2 separate regions of the Homo sapiens genome follow, and region 2 is linked to region 1. Evidence: chromatin contacts called from ENCODE Hi-C or POLR2A ChIA-PET data. All regions are on one chromosome and are shown on one strand. Each heading gives the region's core, a stretch centred on a gene start or an enhancer-like site at or near the end of the contact. The rest is flanking DNA. Distances are from core to core; before and after follow the strand shown. Region 1 holds the start of TNKS1BP1 (tankyrase 1 binding protein 1). Region 2 holds the start of LINC02739 (long intergenic non-protein coding RNA 2739).

Evidence for each region. A loop is a pair of places that touch in the nucleus more often than their neighbours do. ChIA-PET counts read pairs that join two places held with the same protein, here RNA polymerase II (POLR2A). Pooled maps may share reads with other maps.
Region 2: a map of aorta shows a loop between it and region 1 (6-fold over the local background). The contact joins the promoter of LINC02739 here to the promoter of TNKS1BP1 in region 1. A Hi-C loop is called at or near these places in 10 of 168 maps with a recorded cell type or tissue (CD8-positive, alpha-beta T cell, HepG2, OCI-LY7 and 7 more) and 22 of 50 pooled maps. POLR2A ChIA-PET finds 5 or more read pairs at or near these places in 4 of 52 experiments (AG04450, BJ, WTC11 and 1 more).

The regions. Positions count from the first base shown.
Region 1 is chr11:57,323,438-57,326,962 of GRCh38, forward strand. It overlaps TNKS1BP1 (tankyrase 1 binding protein 1), which reads right to left and starts at 1,515. Exons shown (of 12, transcript NM_033396.3): 1 at 1,403-1,515. It overlaps SSRP1 (structure specific recognition protein 1), which reads right to left. Exons shown (of 17, transcript NM_003146.3): 16 at 3,266-3,452; 17 at 2,551-3,041. The coding sequence ends at 2,970. RefSeq lists a silencer at 1,319-1,598 and enhancers at 1,729-1,778, 1,808-2,681.
Region 2 is chr11:59,564,530-59,568,054 of GRCh38, forward strand. LINC02739 (long intergenic non-protein coding RNA 2739) reads right to left here and starts at 1,601. Exons shown (of 5, transcript NR_187292.1): 1 at 486-1,601. It overlaps TRF-GAA2-1 (tRNA-Phe (anticodon GAA) 2-1), which reads right to left and starts at 1,923; the gene lies at 1,851-1,923. RefSeq lists enhancers at 895-1,396, 1,242-1,421, 1,397-1,896.

The DNA.
Region 1 (3,525 bases), core at 265-2,764:
ACCCAAACTTCTCCAACCTGCAAGGGGCATTGCCTCACTTAAAGTCACCCACTCCAGCTGGTCTGGGAAGACAGCACCAAATCCTTAAAAGGGACCCCCAGTGCTCATCCTCTGCAAAATCCAACACCCCTCCCCTAACGCTGACCCTGCCCCAGGTGTTTCAAAGATGGGAGAGGGTATGAAGACAGTAGAGAAACCCAGTACTGTCAACCCATTGGTCAGTTAACCACCACGGAAGACTGCCCACTGTGGGTGGGTGAATAACTGTGCAGAGCCAGGCCAAGTGTGGTGGGGGGAGGGGCACATGATAGAAAAAATAAAATTAAAACACAAGATTGTTTCCTTGTCCTTGAACATTATTACTAGGAACATAGTGTGGGTGGTTGGAGATGGAAATTAATTGGCTCAGAACCAAAAAAATCCTTTCACCTGGGGTTCTGATGGGCCCCTCTGCGGTATGAGGGGCTGCAGCAATGAAGGCGGGCTCAGAGTCCCCAGGTGCGGAGGTGGCCACAGCAACTCAGAGACCCCAGCCAGGGGCCCCAGGTGACCAAGGCCACCAAGGCTGTGGCCAGAAGCTGCGATTCGCAGCGGTTCTGAGCACTCCCCACCCTCAAGAGACCAGGGGGTAGAGGGTAGCAGGGTAGAAACGAGCTGACCCCTGGCAGATAAGGCCTCCAGAAGGGCTGGGCAGCTCCAGCCCCGGAGGGGACTCGGCGCAGGCGGGGTCGCCCCTATGGACCCCAGGATCTCCAGCCGGATCCGAGGCTAGAGAGGTCGGCAGGGACAGCACGTAAACTGCTGGAAAGAGGGAGGGCCAACGGGAAGATGGAACAGCCCCGGGCAATGGGCTGTCTGGAGGGGCCCAGTGGGGAGCTCTGGACACAGAAGGGACGGCGGCAGCCGAAGAGGAGGAGGAGGAGGGGGCTGCGGTGGCGGCAGAAGCGGAGGACCTGTGAGCGGGCTGTGAAGCAGCCGGCGAACAGACGGTGGGCTGCAGACGTCGATCAGGTGGGGGCGGACTGGGGTGGCTGGGGGCGTGCCGAAGGAGCCGGGGGAGGGGGCTAGCGCGGCCCGGAGGAAGGGGAGGCAGGGGTCCCTCCAGCGGCTCTGCCCGCCCCCGGCCCCGCCCCAAGCCCTCGCCCCCTCCCCCCTTTCTTCTGGCTCTGCCAGCACGAGCTCCAAGCCATGCGCCCTCCGCCTCCGCGCACACGCGCCACCTTCCCCCGGGCCTCCAGCGTCCCCAGCGCCCTCGGCCCCTGCAAACTTTCCTGGTGACCCCCCGACCACCACCACCTCAACCCGAGGTGTCGGCTGGAAAGCACCCACTCCTTCCATGCCCCTCCCCCGCCCCATCCCGGACCCCGCCCCCTCCTTCGCCCGACCGCCCCCGCGCACTCACGCGCTCGCCCGGGGTCCGGCTCCGCTCGGCTCGGGGCCCCGATGCCAGTCCCCGCCGCCGCCGCCGCTGCTACCGCCGCCGCCGCCGCCGTCACCGCGGGACGAAGCCACTGCGAGCCCCGGCGGGGCCCCGCCCCAACTCCGCCCAGGTCCACGCCCCCAGGGCGCTTCATGAATATGCATGAGCCGGTTGGAACCCGGGAGTGGGAAGCCCGTGCAGAATTCGTCCCACCGTCGGCAAACAGGCGCGGCCCAGCACTCAATTATTCATGAGGCTTGCAGATGAGGGGCCCGCCCCAGTCTCAGACCGGGGCGAAACTGACGCAATTCAGCCGGGAGCGCTCGGGTAAAATGGCCACCGAGACGACTGCCTAGAGAAACTGCCTTGGCGGCCCCTCCCGGGCTCCGCCGCCTGCACAGAGCACAGTATCATCGAGCTACGCCGGCAAGAAGGTAGCCGCCGGCTGACTGAAGCGGCTTCCTGATACAACCACCTGAGTGCTGAGAACGCGCGCAACGTGGCCACCCTCCTGTGTCAATTCAGATTTAGAGCCACCGTGAAGAAGTCTGGCAGCTCTGCATTCCTCATTAGTGACCTTTATCTCCTTTTAGGCCCCTTCTCAGACATGGGTTCCTCCCTACACTGAAGTTTGTATACCCCCTTCTTCCCGTAAGAACAAAAGCTTCACATATAACTCCGTACTTTGTTGCACCACCACCAGGCTGCAACCACCACCACTCTACGCACACGCTCATCCTCCCCGACTCTCCAGGCTCAGGTTTCCACTCCCCCGGCTGCGGGAAGGACAGTCAATCCTGATTTCATTATCGAAAGCCTTGGAAGACCCTTGACTCATAGGTAAGGATGCAGCCAAGAGCTGCCTCCCCCTAGCTTGGTTGGCTAATGGAGTGTAACTGGGAGAAACTTCCTAATCAGATCAGCTCTCATTTCTAGACTCTCAGGTGGCCCATCCGGGCAGAGGCGGGTGAAAACCAATGCTCGTCCAGCCGGGAACAGAACAGGATGTACCTCGAGACTTGCTTCCCGGCTGGCCAGGAAGGCCCTGCCCAGTCTGACCAGAGCAGTAAACACCACCAATAAAAGTGGGAGCAACACACCAAGGCTACAAAGAAAGCATGAGGACATGGTTTCCAAAGTCAGTTCCCTTTATTAAATCATTTTCACAGACCAGAAATACAAAATGAAAGTAGAAATAGGCCCCAGGTAGGAGCTACAGGCCTGGCCTCACATGACCCCTGCTCCAGCAACTTGAACAGGACAAGCAGCAGCTACATCCTTAAGGTCGGGAAAGTAAGATGAGGATTTGGATCCTGCATTGCCCTGCCTCCCACCCTATCTCTCCCCAAATTATAAACAGCCATCCTTGGGAAGCAGCAGAGTTAAGACGTCTCCCCACTGCCCTAGTGACATACACACCAACAGGAGAGCATGTTCAGATGGCACAGAATCCAGGGACTGCATTTCATGAGGAGAAACTGGTACCAAAATATGGGTGGGGAGTCGGGGGGTGTGAGAAGGCAAGCGCAAAGAGAACCTTCCTCCGTTTCTACTCATCGGATCCTGACGCTGAGTCCTCTGAGCTGGGGGGAGTACTGGCTAGTTCTTCTTCTTCAGAGTCCTGAAAACCAAAGGTGTCTTAAGGGAAAAGCTGGAGTCCTGGGTGCCCCACCCACTCTTCAGTGAAGGGCCCGCAATTCCCTACCGCCCCCAACTACAGCACCCCCCTTCAGAACCTCAGAATTCCACCATCCACTCCAACTCATTACTCTTACAGACCAACCCCACACAGACACACATGCCCCTCACCCTGCCCAGCCCACAGGCCCCACATTCCTGCCGCACCTCGCTCCTCCTCCTCTTCTTTTTGCTCTTGTTCTCTCCCGAAGAGCTCTCATCACTAGACACAAACTCTTTGCTCTTGAAGCTCTCGCTTAGCTGCCTTGAGGACGACTTGGATGATGAGCCCCTAGAGGGCGTGGATTTCTTTTCCATCTTTACCTTTACTTTCTTCTTCTTCTTTGACTTGTCCCTGTATTGGCAAGAGGGAAGAGGAGCTGGGCCTTCAGGTCCCCTGTCACCATGACCAAACCTCTCCCAGCTTT
Region 2 (3,525 bases), core at 351-2,850, 2.2 Mb after region 1:
CGGAATTTCGCTCTTGTTGTCCTGGCTGCAGTGCAATGGTGTAATCTCCGCTCACGGCAACCTCTGCCTCCTGGGTTCAAGCGATTCTCCTGCCTCAGCCTCCCGAGTAGCTGGGATGACAGGCGTGCGCCACCACGCACGGTTAATTTTGTATTTTTAGTAGAGACGGGATTTCTCCATTTTGGTCAGGCTGGTCTTGAACTCCCAACCTCAGGTGATCCGCCCGCCTCAGCCTCCCAAAGTGCTGGGATTACAGGCGTGAGCCACTATGCCCGGCTGTGGTTCATCATCTTAATGAGGCTTTCTACTGAAATTCAATCCATATCCTCCGAGTTCCACTGACCTCCGCCCCCATGCCAGACAAGCATGGACAACTCTGGAAGCCTAGAAACTGGTGGATGGCCGATTCCCGGGGTGTTTCCTAGTGATCTCTGCCAGGAGCTTCTCTGTTGGTGCTGATAACAAATTAGCCAATGGATACAAACCTGTTTTGTAAACTGCCAGGTGTTGAAGATCAAACGGTGTCCTCTGAAATTCAGTTCTTCCTGCATACAGCGTCTGGATATCTTTGCTGGGGTGGGGAAGGTGGTGCATAGGGTTCAGAGGGGTGCAAGGATATGATGTACAAGTGACTTGCAATTTGGAAAATAAAAATACAGGGTGTCCAGTTAAATCCAATTTCACAGAAACAACAAATATGTACTTTGTATATTCCATGCAATATTTGGGACATGTTTATACTAAAAAGTATTTGTTGTTTCTCTGAAATTCAAATTTTGGCCGGGTTCAGTGGCTCGTGCCTGTAATCCCAACACTTTGGGAGGCTGAGGCAGGAGGATGACCTGAGGTCAGGAGTTCGGGACCAGCCTGGCCAACATGGTGAAACCCTGTCTCTACTAAAAATACAAAAATTAGCCGGGCACCTGTAATCCCAGCTACTCCGGAGGCTGAGGCAGGAGAATCACTTGAACCCGGGAGGCGGAGGTTACAGTCAGCCGAGATCACGCCACTGCACTCCAGCATGGGAGCAAGACTCCATCTTAAAAAAAGAAAAAAGAAAAGAAAAGGAAAAAGAAAAAAAAGGAAATTAATTGGACGTCCTGTATTTGGTCTTCTAACCCTAGTGTAGATTTAAACTAGAAAGGGCTTCCGATCTCTGTCTCCCGCCCCACCTAAGAGCTGTTCTAGGGTCCTTGTTATTGTTTTTGTTTTCTTTTTTAAAGACAGAGTTTCACCGTGTTGGCCAGGCTGGTCTCGAACTCATGACCTCAAGTAATCCGTCCGCCTCGACTTCCCAAAATGCTGGGATTACAGGCGTGAGCCACCGCGCCCGGCCCCGGTCCTTGTTACGGTTTAAAAAGCTGGACAAAGCCCGTGCGCCGAACGCTTTCGAGGACTTCTTTGGCCAAGAGGGGGCCCGGGCTGTCACCATTCCCGGCAAGCCCGCGACCAAGCAGGCAGCGGAGGCGGCGCAGGCCGAGAGCTCCCGCCCCTCTGACAGTGAGAGAAGGGTCGCAGCGCCCACGGCTGCCTAGAACCCGAAAGAAGAGGAGCGGGGTGCGGGGACACAGGGTTGCTCAAGAAAGTGAGCTATGCGCAGTGCTCCGGAAGAGCTTGTCTCAAACCAGGTCCCAAGTGAGGGCAGAGGCGTAACTTCGTACTGGGCAGTTTAAAAGGTAAGACATATGTCCCCAGTATCCTCCCTCCCAGGGGAAAATGACGATAAGGTTTCCCTTAACTGCCCCAGCCCGCGTGAGAACCCACAGGGTGTTGACCCTGTTAACTGCAGAAAGACCCTGTTAACTGCAGAAATCACATGTAGTGATGACTAACGCCTAAAACGGAAGCGCTGCCGAAACCCGGGATTGAACCAGGGACCTTTAGATCTTCAGTCTAACGCTCTCCCAACTGAGCTATTTCGGCTGCCGTGGAAGACGTTTTTCTTTTTTTCTACATAATTATAATAAAATAGTATTTGTTCCGTGGTAACAAAGATCATATGGATTCAGCTAGAGGTAGGCATTTTACAAATGTTACAAAGGTGATAAGGCAAGGCCCTTGTTTACAAACTGAAGTGATAAATCACTTTTCTCAGGGTTTTTTGTTGTTGTTGTTGTTTTAAGTTCCCTGCAATTTGCTTTTTTCATTTAAAAACATATTATGGACTTTTTTCATGGCAGTTATGTAGACCTATCATACTTTTTAATCCACGTTCGCCAGTATTGGATTGTATGGTTATAACATAATCTATGTAATCAAACTGACAACTATCAGCTTTTTTACCTTTTTCTATATCTCATTATTAAAAACAATACTGCCATAAATTTTTAAAATATACTTGTTTTTCTTGTGCAAAGGCAGATTTTGCAAGGTAGATATATATAAACATTGTGATTTTTACAGATATCTTCAGATTGAAATCCAGGATATATAGAAGAGGTAAGGAAGGCCATTTGTAAAGGCTTCAAATGTAGACTTTCAATGCTACCTCCACATGAGGTAAACATAGAGTCACTGTACAGTATTTGTTAAAAGCATTGATTTGCTAAACCTAGCATTAAAAATATACCTCAATTTTTGGAATACCATCTTGGCATTTTTCATTTTTAAATATATATAGTCAAAAAAAAGAATTAAGTCAGGCTTCCCTCAAACTCTAAGAAGCAAGTTGTGGTTTAATAATATCTCTAATATGCTGATTTTATTCCTCCTCCACCTCCCATTTCATAATTTTCATCTCTTGCATTTATTCACTGAAAAATGTTTTAGCCAGATGCGGTGTCTCTGGGAGGCCAAGGCAGGCGGATCACCTGAGGTCGGGAGTTCAAGACCAGCCTGACCAACATGGAGAAACCCCGTCTCTACTAAAAATACAAAATTAGCCGGGCGTGGTGGTGCACGCCTGTAATTCCAGCTGCTCGGGAGGCTGAAGCAGGAGACTCCCTTGAACCAGGGAGGTGGAGGTTGCAGTGGGCCGAGATTGCGCCATTGCACTCCAGCCTGAGCAACAACAGCAAAACTCCGTCTCAAAAAAAAAAAAGTTTTATATAAACTCCATAAGGCTGTTAGAATAATTCAATGCTTTGTATTCACTTGCTTCATAAATAAGGAGCCAGCATGGACTCATTACAATTTGAAATAAAAGCGCCATGACCTTAGTTTAGAATTTATAAACAATAGGCTTAAAATGGAGGATGAGTATAGACTGTCATTCTCAAGAAAGATTAAGAGTACATCTGAAATGAGATGTTTGTGGCTGTCACGCCTAAACTAGGTGACTTTACAGTTTTTTCAGACTCAAGAGCCTATCATTTGTTTAGCTTAAATTTCACCCTTTTGGTTTCCCTTGGTAGTTGAAGTACGAAAAATTCTAAAATGACCCACAAAACACCCTCCCAGCCCCACAAAACCCTGCATAATCCCTGGGACTATGAAATTCATCATATTAATTTATAACCTGTTATTAGGTGATATTATATAGTACAGGTTACTCTAAAATATGTGATTATCTGGGTGAGCCTGACC